2 separate regions of the Homo sapiens genome follow, and region 2 is linked to region 1. A link is a loop called in an ENCODE intact Hi-C map of the cell type or tissue named here. Cell type or tissue: PC-3. All regions are shown on one strand. Links, peaks and the distances in the headings refer to the core of each region. The heading gives the core; the rest is flanking DNA.

Region 1 (8,558 bases), core at 1,653-6,652:
TGACAAATCATTTTATAATTGTTATGTACATGCAGAAATGATAAAAATATTTTTGGATAAGGGCAGTGCAAATGACAAAGATTGTGTCAGATCAGCATATGAAGTGTTATTGTTGGTCTGCCAGTTATACAGACATATTATACAACTGTCTTCTGAATAGTTACATACCTAAATATTTTAATATTGTCAAGTAACTCAAGACAACCTTATCGAGTGGTCCAGGCTTTCTGTCAACCCTTGATGAGTGCTCCTTTTCCACACATCAGCTATCACTTACAAGTACATTTTCATAAAAATTGATATGAACTCTTCAGTATGTAATTTCAATATCTACTTCCGATGACTTCTCCTACATTTAAAATAAGGCTAAGTTTCTTCTTAATCCTTTCTGGTAAGTTTGCTGACTTTTATCATTTTTCAATGTATGCTAAATATGGTTTTAACTTTCTGTCAGTCAATTTATCACTAGTATAGGCAGCGATATTCCAGATCTAAAATGTAAAGTAGCTAAGTTCTTGCTTACTTTTCTGAGCTTAATCCTCTCTTGAATCTACAAATTATTTATTTAAATATCATTTTAAGGTAATTATAATCAAATCAAAAATTTTACTGTCTGGAGCAATTAATCTATTTTTTATTACAGAAAATACACAATTTATTTTATTCCCTTCAGCATTTTATATGAGCAAGCTTTTTTTCTGGGTATCAGTCTTTCAACCTTCAATGCTGGCTGTTTGTAACTGTCTTGTATTTGTCCTACTATGCTGCCGATTATTTAGTTTTTAATATTTATTTGAAAATTCAAGCACTTTGAAGAAATATAAATTTATTAAGGTTATAATCTTTTGGTTTAGTCATCTATGAAAACATTTTTATTAGATTTTTGTTTATCGAGCTCCACAAGTTTTTGACTCTTACTCCCTCTGAGAATCATAATGATTACAAGGTATCACACTTATTTTAAGGTAATCAATATTGCTTTTCTGCTTCCATACATCTACCCTCAATTAATTACGGGTAATTTATTTCACTAAACTTATGACAAAAATATCCTCATGACAATCATTGCTTTGTGATTATAAAGTATTTCTATTTATCTCATTATATAAACATGGATATCTATTATTTAAAATATTACAAATAATATTTTAGACAAATTTGATTCTTAGTAGCAGTAATCATTATTAATAAAACCATTTAAATAATTTTCCCCAAAATAAGTCAGGAAGAACACTTACCAAACTTAAGCAAATATTTCCAGAGCAATATTGGTCATCATATTGTATAAACAGAATGAAGGACCATATCAGTATGTTTACCTATTTATATTCATTTATCAGTGATTTATTAACGCTACATTTTCTCCCAAGGTAACTTATTATTGATTATTGATAAAATTTGGGAATTTTTGTAGGGGGAAATGTCTGTGTTCAGTGGCTTGTGGTGAATTCACTGGTTCTGAACCCAGCTTTATGTATTGGAGACAGGCATGTGTGATCTCAATCTCCAAAATTATGATGGAACATAATTTTGGAAACTGCCATATTAATTTTCAACTTATTTTTAAGTCCTCTTTCTCATTGAGCTTTCGTGTTCCGAGACAACACACACGTTGTATAGCTATAGGTCTTAGAAAATGATCTTTCTTTTTTGCTACTTACCAAAACAAGTTAGAAGCTTGCATTACAATTAAGACCATGGTTTGACTGGATCTAGAAATTTCTTCAAAATGTCTAGTGTTCTTCCTACTTTTTGCAATCTGAAACAGGTTTAAAACAGTTTTAATTGTTCTTACCCTGTAAATGGACAAAAAGCAGTCATTGATATTTTTCTATTTTTTATCTAGTGTTCCTCTCTGTAATGCCAGAAGCATACCTTTCCAATATTTTATTTGTTTTCTTTTCAACAACAATTTATTTAGTTTTAGAGAGATTCAGGTTTTATAACTGTAGATTTAAAAAATAAAAGACTAAGACTTTATCACTCATCACTCCTATGCTTTCAAGCTATGAAGCTGAAAAGGGATTTTTCTCTTACAATATCTTTGGTGTAACTGAAAGCTTTTCATTTGCAGTAATTGTGCACCTATCTCATGATCATGTCATGCTTGTCATGTTTGTCTTGCTTTCCCATGTAATCTCAGAGTATAAGTTATCATATTCAACCACAGAGAACTGTGAAATAAGCAGCCTTAATGCAAAATAAGAAAAAAATTCTTATTTTTTTTTTTTTGTATTTTCTTAAGCATGTTTCTGAGGTAGACATTAAATTATTATTTTATTCGTTCCGATGGATAACTCTCATTAGATGAAAAAATTAAACAGGTACAATGCACTTCATTCCTCAAGAGAAGAATTACAATCGTTAAAGGGTTTTCATATCTTCTTTTGTAAATGTTATGATTCTTAATGATCATCTCCTTTGTTCTCATTTGACCACTAAATATGACAACTATATTTGAAAATCAAGTCATCATTTTGGTATGCAACATTTTTTGAGACTGAGAAAAAGCAGACCCAGTAACCTCTCTATTGTCTATCCAGTTATGCTAACAAGAAAAATTATAATAATAAAAATTTGACAACTTAACATATAAATTTGTGGTGGAAATCACTTTTCTCCTTATTTGTTCCTTATTAAATTTGCACTACCTAGACCAGGTATGTGAAAGATGTCACTATCATATGATAGCCTATTATTTATGCATATACTTCAATTGGTAGAGAACCCAGACACCCATAACTAATTTATATTTTAAATAAGAAGCTTTTGGTGTAGCCTACACTTTGAATTAATACAACCCCAGTTAAGACCTTGAATCCTCAAAGTACAATATGGTCAAGTTACATAATCCTTCTGCGCTTTGAATGTGTAAAAATGTGAGTTGCATCACCCGCTCTTTAAAAGAGCTGATCAAATTAAACGAGATAATTAATGTGAAGGAAATCATTACTGCTTGAAACTTAATGAGTACTCAGAACATTGATAATGATGATGATGGTGATTTGGTTAAAAATCATACAGTGTAGAACTAAAAGGAATGTAACTTTATATTTATTAGAAAATTTAATATTTATATGCATATCTATTTGGTTGGATGGTAGACATGTAAATTCCCTAATTCAAGATTCCTCCATCCTTTCTGAGAAGTATGTTGGGAAGATTGACATGTTGGCTTTGGCAAGGGTTTGTCAAACCATTTCTGGTCCTCGGATTCATTTTTTATTCAAGTTCACGGCCTTTGCAATGTCTTCATCACTACCCTGTCTTAGGTGATGAATATTCTAGGATATTCCCGTTTCTCAGCCGCACTTTTTCTTCAGGTCTGTCTGTGTACTCAATCATGTGTATACGCAATCCATGGTGTTCTGTCACAAGTGAGAAATATTCTACATCTCTGTGGAGCACATTTAGGCCTACCGGTCTTAACACAGGGTGCAGACTATTATTTTGTTCTCAGGCAAAACTGAGAGCAAAGCAATCCTCAGGCCTTGTAATATTTTTGGACTGTATTTAAAGACAAAGAACTGGTTTTCTTCTCAGATGCACAAACCTATCAGGACTTTATCTTCTTCTCATTTCCCAGCCCCTTCCTGAACTTGTCTCTAGAGATAAGGTGCAAAACAAATTTTTAGGATCAACTACTGTATTTACTGGAAATACCATATTCTTCAGCTTTTTGATCCATTATATGTAATCTCTTGGTTTATTATATGAACTACCTTTCATTTAAAATACTATTATTTCCCATATATGTATGAGAAATAATCATATATATATGCACACATATATATGCACACATATATAAAAATAGATTTATGAAAAAATCTTATATATATTTCAATAGTTTTAAAAATCATTTCATTAATTTTAGAGAAAACTCACTTAATAATTGTAGGCTTATACTTTTTCTTGCATGTAACATGAACAACAACATCATTTTTAAAACAAAGACTACTTCTTGTTATGTTGAGCAACCATTTTTCCAAATGGTGTGAGGTTTGCATACCACAAGGTAAAAACCAACTATATTTAAATATTACCTGTTCTATCAACTTCAGATGAAAATATGCAGTATAATAATTTTCAAAAACAAATACATTGAGGCGATTCTTTGCCATCATGATGTTTCCAAAGCAAAGATAATAAAACGTCAATTAATGAATAATGATGATGAGTAAATAATACCCAAATTTGTTTAATCAGTCAAAATATAAAGCCAGTGAAACTGAAAAGCTTTTGTTGTTTCCTAATCAAGAGACCTTTTGGCTAATTTTATTACTTAATAAAACATTTATTACATTGACTTGGTTCTACAAACTTTAAAAAATTTTTGAAATATATAGAAGTCTCATTTTTATTTCTATAAATCAGAATCTTATAATTTTCACTTCATGTTCAAAATATTTCTCCCTTTGCTTCCTCTTTTATGCATGGTTTATAAATAGTTATCGAAGAGAATTAGAAACATACATGAATGGTACTTTAGGAGGTATATGATTTTTAACTTAATTCAAATTACAGTTATGTGTTCAGTTCAGGATAATAAATAGAGTGGTAATGAATTCTTTCCATTTCTGATGCATGCTATTGGGTATTGGATTTATGGTAGAGATTAGCTTTGATTAATTCTTCCCTGTCTGCTGACTCAACTCTATTCTTCAGTGTTCTGACCACTAGATGGTAGGGTCGTGTTGCCTAACTAACTAGTCTGGCCCTGCCCCTATACAGCATAAAAAATGTAAGATCATTCATTATTTTTCTTAACATCTGTCTCTTATTTTAAAGGATTATTTATTATAAAACTCCATTTTAATCTGGAAATGTGCGTATATACAGACATATACATACGTGTGTGTGTGTGTATATATATATAACATATATACATATATACAAACACACACACAGCAGGACATCAGATAATATTGTTTCATGAAAATGTTGATGATTAACAAAATCAATTTTTGGCCAGGGCCACTGTCTGTGTGGAGTTTGTACGTTCTCATATCATGAGCATGTATGTACATGCTCATATCTGCATGGGTTTTATCTAGGTAATTCAGTTTCCTCCCACACCCCAAAGATATGCACATTAGGTTCACTGGCCTGCCTAAATGGTCCCAGTATGAGTGAGTGAGTGTGTGTGTGTGTGTTGGGGGGTGGGAGTGACTATGACCTGTGATGGAATGGTGTCCTGTCCAGGGCTGGTTCTTATCTTGTGCCCTGAGCTGTTGTGATGGTCTCTGGCCACCCACCACCCTAAATAGGAATAAGTGAGTTAGAAAATGAATGAATGAATGAATAAATACAAATTGTTATAAAACAAATATTCATGAAGTATACGATAATTATACAAATGCACAACAATAAGCAATGTGGTATAAAAGTGCCCAGTGGGATCTCCTATTAGTAATTGTTTGCTTTTGAACTGTGTAGTGGTAGGAGGGTCTCCTAACAATGTTCATTGTGTAAACTTCACTTGATTTAACTCACCACAATTACAACTACCATCACTCACTGGTTCACTAAAAATCGAGTAAATAATTATCTTATTTATTATTAATCTTTCTTACCTGTATGCATAGATGATATTTATTTCAGTGTTTAATATTAGGAGTGTTTTGGGTATTTATTTGGAAGTTTGGTGGTGTTTTTATGACCAGAAATATACTGTAGGAAGTTAACCCTGTGTATATCAATCACCCTGTGTTAAAATTTGTTTCATTATTATACATTGTATTGCTTAAAGTCAAAGTTACCAAGAACCTATCCACCAAGTTAAGTGAGCACATACATTTACACACACACACACACGTATATCACAAAGATCAAAATTTAAACAAAAAACTTATAGAATATTCTTTATTCCATTTTCTATTTTTAAAATTTAAAAATGACATCTTTATAAGTGATAGATTTAGTGCTAGGCGTCAAATGTGCAAAGATAAATACAATATAGCACTTACTAGGAAGCTGATAGGATTTGGATCTTTGTCCCCATCCAAATCCCATGTTAAATGTAATCCCCAATGCTGGAGGTGGGGTCTGCTGGGAGGTGATTGGATCAAGGGGGTAGTTTCTCATGGTTTGACACACATCATCCCCCTTGGTGCTGTTGTTGTGATAGTGAGTTCTAATTAGATCTGGTTGTTTAAAAGCTGTGGCACCTCTTCCCTCAATCTCTTGCTCTTGCTCGGGCCATGTAAGACATGCTGGCTCTCCCTTTGCCTTCCACCATGATTTGAAGCTTTTTGATGCCTCCCAAGAAGCAGAAGCCATCATGCTTTCTGTACAGCCTGTGGAACAGTGAGCCAATTAAACCTATTTTTTATATAAATTACCCAGCCTCAAATGTTTCTTTATATCAGTGCAAGAATGAACTAATACAGAAGCCTATTCTCTAATAATGGAAACAGGGAAGTAATTTAAAACAAAAACACAACAACAACTTTGGGATAAGAGCTATAACACAGGAATACACAGTGTGAAAAAGTGCCAAAACCCAAAATGAGGCCAGTGAAGGAAGAAGATATGCCAGAGGAGAAGGACATAACCATGTAAAGAGGAGAAAGGGGAATAAGGGAGCGTAAGGTATTCCAAGCTTCAGAAGAGAATGTGAAGATAAATATCCTGGGTTTAGATCCTAAAGGATGGATTTAGATGAAGGTGCGATATTTGAGTCAGGCACATGTAAGGAATATCCTAAAGTTCTGCTAGTGAGTAGGAGCATGAAATATTAAGGTGAATAAGCACAACCAGGTCTGAGCTTTATTATTACATACTAAGCAGAAAAGTGTTTCACTTGTTCCTGTTATTAGCTTTCACTCATTCATGAAGATAAGGTAATTAAAGCTGTTCAATTCATAAAATAAGTGAAAGATAGAATGAAATATATAGATCTACATCCGAACAAAATATATAGATCTACATCTGCGCTTTGTTATTACATACTAAGCAGAAAAGTGTTTCACTTATTCGCATTATTAATTTTCACTCATTTAAGAAGATAAAGTAATTAAAGCTGTTTATTTTACAAAATAAGTGAAAGACAGAATGAATTATATAGATCTACATCTGATATAATCATTTTAGGGATGAGGAACCAGTCAGGAGTATGTCCCAGCTTCATAATTCAGGGATCAAGTGGAAAAAAAAAATCTCTGTGAAATTTAATTCTGAGCTACTATTTGTCTTTACTTTTTAAACAAGAGGAAAAAAAATAGGGACCCATTATAATAATCAAAACCTTTCCCTAATCCTGCATTTATCACCAGACTTCAGAAGAAGCTTTAGCCTATAAGTGCATTACCCTGAGAAGCAGTTTGGGAGATTGAGTTATATGGGCTGCCAACATGCAAGCACCTATTTTTCAAGAACTAGATGGGATAAAGAATACTTGAGATATATTGCTTTCCATAGTCTAACTCCTGTAATCAAGTGAAAGGGAAATTGGTACAAATCAAACTATTGCATCTAAGTTCTTTATAGAAATAAAAGAATCAAATCAAGAATCATTACATGCCCCCAATGCTGAAAATATTAGATAAAGTTTAATAAAACTAGAATGGAAATGGGATCTCAGGAGGAAATAAATAAATGAGACTATTCTTAGGAAGAGATGCAAATACAGGTATTATAATTCTACATTGATTATAAACCTGAAATGTAAGGTAGTTTGGGCTACTATTAAGATTAAACTTAAAACAGTGAATTTGAGCATACCTTTCCTTGTTCAATTATTTACCAATATAAAGAAAGAGGAAAGGTGTATCTGATTTGCTTCTTTCCTTGGAATAGTATTTTTATTTATTCATTCAAATATATATTGAACTTTTAAATGCTAGTTTTTGTGCTCAGGAACTGATTATGCTTACACACGAATTTTGCCTTTAGTCAAAGAGGAAAATCAACATGTAACAGATAAATTTATTTTTTACACAAGTAACCTAGAGATCAATCAATTGCAGCTAGAGTGCATAACATGGATGAACAATTCTACTCATTCAAACTAGTAGAGATTTTACCAAGAAGGAGATAAAGTAAAAATCTTACAGCATAAGTGTGAGTTCAACAGGCTAAAATAATTAACAGGGAGTTCTAGCAGGGGAAACAATACGGGTAAAGGCATAGATGTATGAAAAAATATATGCTTATTTGGAATATGATAATTGTTCATTGTGATTTTTTTTTCAATGTGACTTTCTTAAGAACTGGGAAACTATTATAATAAATTAGAAAAAGCATAACTGAAAATCCAAGAGAAAGGGAATGATGAATATGAGACAGGGAATTGGGTCTCAAGCATAATGTGCAACATAAAATGACATCAACACTTTCCCTTTGGCAAGAGGGAAGAAGGGACATATGGGATGTATTGCAGACAACTTGAGAGATGGAGATCAAAAATTTGAAGAACTTTCTCCATAATGGCCTCAGTTTATACCATGAAATTGAAGACAAGGCCATTCATGGAGGTTTGATGTGAGTGACAGAAACTGAATAGCTGCCCTTGGTAATGGCTGAGTTTGGGGTAGGTGTTAGCAGCAATTACGTGCCCC
Region 2 (8,558 bases), core at 1,236-6,235, 700 kb after region 1:
TAATCCCAAAGAACTAGTTATGACATGCACATTAATAGCAAATGAGTTCACCATGATTAATATTGTGACAATAAACACCTGAGGAAATTAATAATGATCAGCTATTATTTTAAAGGACTGCAACATAATTCAAAAAATTTTCCTCTCAAATGTAAGCACTTTTAAGGCACATGCGACATACAATTTTCCTTGTATTTTTTATCCAAATTGGTATACAATTACACTTTCAAAGTACTTTATTTTATAAATACTTACTACTAGACAGTATCACTTTTTCTCACTTTCACTAAATTAAATAGAATGAAGACATTAGACAAATAATTTGATTCAACCTTAGGTAATAGAATTTTGATTTTTTTAAAAACAGATTAAAATTTTCCAAGCAGTGCATGTCTACTCTAAGTACATGATTGTTCCAGGGTAAAACTCATCAGTAAGTTTTAGCAGGGCATTATTAATACAATTTACAATCTGTACAAATGTTAGTAAACTTCAATAGATCAAGAATTCTACTAAGCAAACTGTTTTCATAGGTCAATATTGATTTTAAATCACTGCCTCCCTGCTGGCTTTAATCGTCACTTCTGGAGAACACTCAAGAAAGGTAATCCCTAATCTCTAATCCTATCCATATATAGGTTGCATCCTTCTGAAGTCTCTTTGATTTTCATCGATGTTATATTTTTGGTAATCTTCTGTTATTGCTACCTATTTCAAGGAGTTTCTGTTCTTGGTTCATAGGGACTTCCCATCCCACTCAGCACACCATAAAAAATGTTACGTTGCCCACTACTTAATTCTCCAGTTTAAACAACTGTCCTTGAACTTCACAAATCCCTATGTACCATACAGAATAAATCAATATGCATGCCTGATATTTTTTCACTTATGGACCCCCCTATGCAGAATTGCGCTCCTTTAACCACACAGTTTTTAAATGTATCATTTCTCTGCAAAGTGAAATAGCTTCAGAATGTAATATATCACTAACACAACAATCTTTTCTCCTTCCTACACAGTTAAGAATGACTCTCCACCCTCCCAACCCGCTTTTTTGTCTCCTCTCTCCTGGGTGGATCATTACTGCTGCAGCATCTAGTTTCTCAGTTAGACTGGGGTTCTTGTATTCTGATAAGACTTTACTCCATCTACTAAGAAAACCCATATTCTTCCACTGCAATAATCTGTAGCATTGCATTTCCTGACAGCTCACTGATTAGTAATTGTAGGGCCTCTTTTTGTCTCTACCCACATTATTAATATTACTATAATTACTGGTCCACCACGTGCTTCCACATTTCACTCCACCCACCAATTAGAAAGGGAATATGCCTCCTTCTCTCCTTGTAGTGGGCACTGACAATGACCAGTAACCGTAATAGATATTTGAGGTTTATATATACATTACTCTCTCACTCACTGCTGGCAATACTACTTTTTTTTTAAACTTTAGGTTCCGGGATACATGTGCAGAATGTGCAGGTTTTTTACATAGGTATACATATGCCATGGTGGTGTGCTGCACCTATCAAACCATCATGTAGGTTTTAAGCCCTGCCTGAATTAGGTATTTGTCCTAATGCTATCCTTTCCCTTCCCCCTGCCCCCCAAAAGGCCCCGGTGTGTGTTGTTCCCCTCCCTGTGTCCAAGTGTTCTCATTGTTCAATTCCCACTTATGAGTGAGAACATGCCATGTTGTTTTTGTATTCCTGTGTTAGCTTGCTGAGAATTATGGTTCCCAGCTTCGTCCATTGTCCCTGCAAGGACATGAATTCATTCTTTTTTTTTATGGCTACATAGTATTCCAATGTGTATATGTGCCACCTTTTCTTTATCCAGTCTATCATTGATGGGCATTTGGGTTGGTTCCAAGTCTTTGCTATTGTAAATAGTGCTGCAATGAATATACGTGTGCACGTGTCTTTATACTAGAATGATTTATAATCGTTTGGATATATACCCAGAAATGGGATTGCTGGGTCAAATGGTATTTCTGGTTCTAGATACTTCTTATACTTAACTTAAACTGAGTATCAACACGTGAAGATAACTAGTCTGGAAAGGATTTATGTAAAAATCACCTTTTTGCATCTTAAAGTACAACAATCTGCTGGTCCCAAATTCTGTGGCTAAGACCAGCTCATCATGCCAGATTCTTCTTCAGTTAGGGTAATTGCCTTTTAAGTGAGACTAGAGTCCCATTTGTCTTGTAATAATTGCCTCTTGGTCTACCATTTATGTTATTTCTCTAGCAGTTTTCTCAGACTAGATGCAAATAAGAAGACACAAAAAGGTGTTGGTAATATAGTGAATGGTCACCAAGAATATATATCTAACTTCAGTTTAGGCTCAATTACACAATCCTGTTACATTAGGAGAAAATAAGCCCTCATAATTTATATTGCATTATTAAATATTGTGATTGCATTAGCATAAATAAAATCCAATATATGTTTGAATAATAAAATTACAAGGTGCAATAACCTGTAGCACATTACTTTCTAAATGCACATAAAGTCATTCTTTAATCCACATAATGCATCGGTTAGTTGATAATTACAGAAAGAGCACTGAGTCAGCTATTGTGAATAAAGAATAAATAACTTAATAAACATTTTATGATCTACAATTGGACATGACTTTATACATCCTTAAAAAGTGGTTGTGCCTTTTTTATGGATGTGTCATTGCAGTATTGTGCCTGTCCAAAAGAGAATTTTCTACAAAAATTATTTTAAAATAGCCCCCCTTTAATTTTTACTTAAAATATATATTTTTGTTACGTAGATACAAAAACACATAGGGTAGAATGTCAGCATACATCCTGAGCAAGCCAGGGATAATGTTGGAAAACAAGTAAAACAGGAATACACAGTTTTTCAAATTTTATTGGCAATAAACAGCCCTTCTTTACCTTCAGAGTTAGTAATGATGCGTCTATGATGGATTTTTAAAAACTGTATATGCTAACAACATTTCTGCTAAGAGAATTATGGTTCTTAACATAAGATAGGGCAAATCCCAGTTCAAAGAAAGCACTGTGTGTGTATGGAAAGCAAACAGCAGACTGGAACAGATACGCATTTGATAAGCAAAATAAAGTGTTTTCTGTATAAAATGTTCATACAGATAAATATTTGTGTGTGTTTGCATCATTTAAACTGACATTAGCACATTATAATTATCTTTTTATTTTGAAATTTTAAGTTGCCTAATGAAGGTAGCCCAATCACATTGGCTGTTTTAATTGGTCAATTCAATATTATATCATTATCTATACAAGAGGCCCACCTTTCTTCTCTTTCTCCTTTGATTTGTGAGTGATAGATAATTTCGCACAGGTTCTATGTATCATCCCAACATGTAAGAGGCCTTTAAACTTTCCTTTGCCCTTTCTGCCATCTGCTGTTAAATAGCTGGGCTGCCTCATGTCAGTTGTCCTGGGGTGGGGGTTCTTTAGTGCTGCTTCTGGTCATCAGATTCACAATATGTCTTATATTCCCAAAGTCAGACTTCTTCTCAGACTACTTGAAAACTATGTCCCTTTCTTAAGATCAATACTTTCATCCAAACTTCGAGTTCTCTAGGGTTTTCAATTTCCTTCTTTGTGTTATGCATATTATTTAGGATGCCCAGAATCCTGGAAGGCTGCCATATTGTGAGTGAATCATTTGCTTTGACTGCATGGACGACATGAGTCATGGAGGATAACTTGTGGTTTGCTCAAGGTAACAAAACAAAAGGTATTATTTTACAAATACAAAAACAGTCTTAAATCAATCCTGTAAGGTGTGTGGAACTGAAAGCTATAGACTAGAATATTTTTAAATATTCTGAAATCTCTTCATACTACTCTCTAGCTGAGTATCAGTTCTGTCTTTGTTCTAGATTATTTATCCACAATATAATCAAATCACTCTGTATTACAACCTGTTTTCATCATAAGCCTCATATCATATGTGTTTTGTTTAAAATATTATTTATTAGATGGATTTTATTATATATGATAGATTTTATCATACTCAAGTAATTCATACTAAAGCATTTGAGTGTGTTTCAATTTGTAAATAATATTAGAAATAAGTGGAGCAACCAGCTAGAAACTTAAATATATACATACATATATTCATATACATTTCTGATAAAATGTGTAAAAATTTAGGAAACTTTATAGTAAGGAAACAACTGGATCAAGAAGTTTTGAGTCATTTTAAAAATGCAATTAAAATGGCTTCTAGAAATACTGCATATTTTTATATATCTAAATGATGTGTATATTAATAACAATTTTCTACTCTCCATACTATTGTAGGTATAAGTAGATGTGTAAGTTGCAATTTAATAAGAAAAATAGCAATATAATAATTCATTACTATGTCAAACTAAAGCTAATGTTTATGTCTTTTGGTGTGATAGTGAATTAAGTTCATAAAGAGTTTCATTATAGTTTCTCAAATATTTTATTGACATTGTTTTGTTTGTATCTGATATTGTTTCACAAACATATTTATGTGCTATAATTTATATCTAAGAATATTAACTATTTTTATATGGTGCATACATTTTTTCAGTTTATATTTTTCAGGCAAAACATTTTTTGCTACATATAAATTTTATTTTCCACTATGGTTTCAATATTACTATTTTAAATTTATTTTTTATTTTATTTTACTTTAAGTTTTGGGATTCATGTGCTGAACGTCCAGGTTTGTTACACAGATATACATGTGCCCTTGTGATTTGCTGCACCTATCAACCCATTATCTAGGTTTTAAGCCCCGCATGCATTAGGTATTTGTCCTAATGCTCTTCCTCCCCTTTCCCCTCACCCCCCAACAGGCTCCAGTGTGTGATATTCCTCTCCTTGTGTTCATGTATTCTCATTTTTCAACTCCCACTTATGAGTGAGAACATGCTGTGTTTGGTTTTCTGTCCCTGTGTTAGTTTGCTGTGGGTGATGATTTCCAGCTTCATCCATGTCCCTGCAAAGGACACAATCTCATTCTTTTTTATGGCTGCATAGTATTCCATGGTGTATATATGCCACATTTTCAAGACTTCATGACTGAAACACCAAAAGCAATTGCAACAAAAGCCAAAATTGGCAAATGAGTCTAATTAAACTAAAGAGCTTCTGCTCAGCAAAATAAACTATCATCACAGTGAACAGGCAACCTACAGGTTGGGAGACAATTTTTGCTGTCTATCCATCTCAAGAGGTCTAATATCCAGAATCTACAAGGAACTTAAGCAAATTTATAAGAAAAAAACAACTCCATCAAAAAGTGGGCAAAGGATATAAAAGACACTTCTCAAAAGAAGACATTTGTGCGGCCAACAAACATATGAAAAAAAGCTCATCATCACTGGTCATTAGTGAAATGCAAATCAAAACCACAATGAGATACCATCTCACGCCAGTTAGAATGGCGATCATTGAAAAAGTCAGGAAACAATAGATGCTGGTGAGGATGTGGAGAAATCGGTATTCATTTTTACATTTGTTTGACCCATATTAGATAAATATCTTTTTCTTTATAGGCTTTAATGGAGTTGTAGTTGGATATAATTATGTTTTCTAAATAGAAAATTTATTTTGTTTAATTAATTAAACTTTTTTTCAACTTTTATTTTAGGTTCGGGGGTATAAGTGCGCATTTGTTACATGGGTAAATTGCGTTATCACTGAGGTTTAGTGTAAGAATGATCCCGTCACCCAGGTAGTGAGCAAAATACCCAATAGGTAGTTTTTCAATCCTACCCCCAACCACACTCCCTCTCTAGCAGTCCCCAGTGCCCAGTGTCTGTTGTTCCCATCTTTATTTCCATGTGTACTCAATGTTTAGCTCCCACTAATAGGTAAGAAGATTCAGTATTTGGTTTTCTGTTTCTGTATTAATTTGCTTATGATAATGGCATCCAGCTGAATCCATGTTGTCAAAAACATATGATTTTGTTCTTTTTTATGGCTGCATAGATAAATATTTAATAATGTTTTTCTAGTACTTTTGTGTGTTGTAATGGTATATTTTTAAAAATATTTTAACATATTTGATGCATTAAAAAGGATATGCATAAACATATTACTTTATAATTCTTAATGATAATAAATTAAAACCTCAGTAACATACTGTCTGACTCTAGATCTCCTATCTGTCTGTCTATCTATGTTATGGACTGAATGCTTTTGTCCCCCCAGAATTGGTATTTTGGATTCCTAACCTCATGTAATGGTATTAGGAAGTAGAAACTTTGGGAGGTGATTGTGTCATGAAGGTGGAGCCTGCATGAATAAAATTAATGCCCTTATAAAGAGACACCCTAGAGAGTTTTAGCTCTCTTTCTACGACGTGAGGATACAGCAAGAAGGCAGCAGTCTGCAATCCAGAAGAAGAACATCACCAAAGCACAACTATGCTGGCTGGCAGCACAACTATGCTGGCTGCAATCCAGAAGAAGAGCATCACCAAAGCACAACTATACTGGCTGGCATGACTCAGATGTCATGCCTACAGAACTGTGAGAAATAAACTTCTGTTATCTGAAAGCCACCCAGTCTATGGTTCTTTGTTATAGCACCCTGAACTAGCATTCTATCCCTCTGTCTCTATCAATCTATCGATCGATCAATCGATCTATTTATCTATCATAATTATCTATCCATCCAGATATGTATGCCTTAACAATGTATGATGTAGTTTGATCACTCTTTCTACAGTATTCTGTTGGCTGTTCTAGACCTTCTCCATTTCCATATGAACTTTATAATCAGCTTATCAGTATCTACAAAATAACTTGCGAGATTGTGATTGGAATTGAGAGGAATTTATAAAACAAGTTAAGAAGAATTTGCATCTTAATAATATTGAATTTTTAAATCCATAAACACTAAATATCTCCAATTACTTAGATCTTCTTTGATGTTATTCTTCAGTTTTAAAGTTCCCTGCATTTAGATCTTGTATATATTGTGCTATACTTATAACTATGTATTACATTTTTGTGTATTATTTTAAATCATTTTTCATTTCCAATTCCAATTGTTTATTGATGGTATGTAGGAAAGCAATTGACTTCTGAATGTTATTTTCGTATGCTGAGAACTTGCCATACTTGTTTATTAACACTAGAAGATTTTTATTCAAAAATGATTCTCTACATAAGCAATCATGTCACATGAACAAATACAGGTTTATTTCTTCTTTCCCAAACTGTACAGATTAATTTCTTTTACTCACCTTAATGCACTAGCTAGAAATTACAGTACAATGTTGCAGGTGGTGGGAAGAGAGGAGACTTTTGCATTATTCATGATCTTAAGAAGAAAATATCTAGTTTCTCACCATTATGTTTGATGTTTGCTGCAAGTTTTGCTATAGGATTTTTATAGGTACTCTTTGTAAAGTTCAAAAACTTCTCTCTATTTCTACTTTGCTGTTGATGTAGCAGATTACATTGACTGATTTTTGAATTTGGATCCAACCCTACATACTTTAATAAGTTCCACTAGGTCATGTTGTATAATTTATTGTTGGACTCAATGTGCCAGTAGTTTATTATGGATTTTTGCATCTATGTTCATGAGGAAAACCAGTCTGTAGTTTTTCTCAATGTCTTTGTTGGGTTTTAGCTTTAGGGCAACTGTGTTCTTAGAGAATAAATTGAGAAGTGTTCAGTCTGCTTCAAGTTTTTGGAAGAGCTTCTGAAAAATTAGTATTATTTCTTGCTTAAATGGTTAGTATAACTTATCAGTAGAAACATCATTTTGACCAGGTGTTTTCTTTTTGGGAAGGTTATGAATTATTAATTCAATTATTTAGTAGACATAAGATTATTTAGATTATCTATTTCTAATTGTATCATTTTGGTAGTTTGTGTATTTTAAAAAATTGATCCTTAAATTAATCTATGTCATCAAATCTGTGGCCGTGGTGTGTTGTTCATAGTAATCCTGTATTACACATTAAAGTTCCATGAGATAAGTGGAGATTGGGGAGTTGGGACCCAGGTTAAAATCTTGTGTTTAATCCTTCAAGGCTGACCACAGGCAATTACAAGGGCTTTCCCTGGCAAGCCTCATGGAGTAGCTGCCCTTCCCACAACAGATTTGGTACACAGTCAATGTGTCCCCATTTTTTAGAAAGAATTATAATAAAAAACAAAACAAAAAAAAACTCAGTCCCCTCAACCATTTTAACACTTCTTCCCCTATTTCAGCCATGTTCATACACATATCTGCATTACTGGCACTGAAGCTGTTCCTACTGAGACCAGGCTGAAGAACTTTCAGGTAGTTTCTGCCAAGATTCATTTTTGATAGGCATATTTACTGAATCGTGAATTCTAATTTACAGTCACTTTTTGTAATAGTTTGATGATAACATCCCATTCATGTTCTGGTTTCTCTTTAGAGATAAGATCTCTAATGTAAGTCTCATGTCGTTATTTACTGGAAGATTTCATACTCTCTCTGGTGACTTTTCAGTTTTTTAATATAGAACAGACCATTGATATCTTCCCTCCCCTTTCTGGTAAAAAGCACACAGGTAATGGTCCTG

The links. Peaks named below come from ENCODE experiments on the same cell type or tissue, not always from the same donor. Only the 100,000 strongest peaks of a DNase experiment are listed, where the experiment ranks them.
Region 2: a loop joins it to region 1, with 14 times the contacts of the local background. A loop is called at or near these places in 3 of 110 quality-filtered maps.

The regions. Positions count from the first base shown.
Region 1 is chr1:190,317,272-190,325,829 of GRCh38, reverse strand. The region is part of intron 2 of BRINP3 (BMP/retinoic acid inducible neural specific 3); the gene reads left to right. Among named protein-coding and RNA genes, the nearest start is that of BRINP3, 160 kb to the left of the region's middle. In PC-3, for the core only: CTCF peaks have their summits at 4,480 and 4,681 (motif pointing right); a DNase peak (open chromatin) is centred at 4,679; H3K27me3 peaks cover 1,522 bases.
Region 2 is chr1:189,614,987-189,623,544 of GRCh38, reverse strand. No RefSeq gene overlaps it. Among named protein-coding and RNA genes, the nearest start is that of LINC01701, 160 kb to the left of the region's middle. In PC-3, for the core only: no CTCF peak of the experiment used is centred there; a DNase peak (open chromatin) is centred at 3,654; H3K27ac peaks cover 681 bases.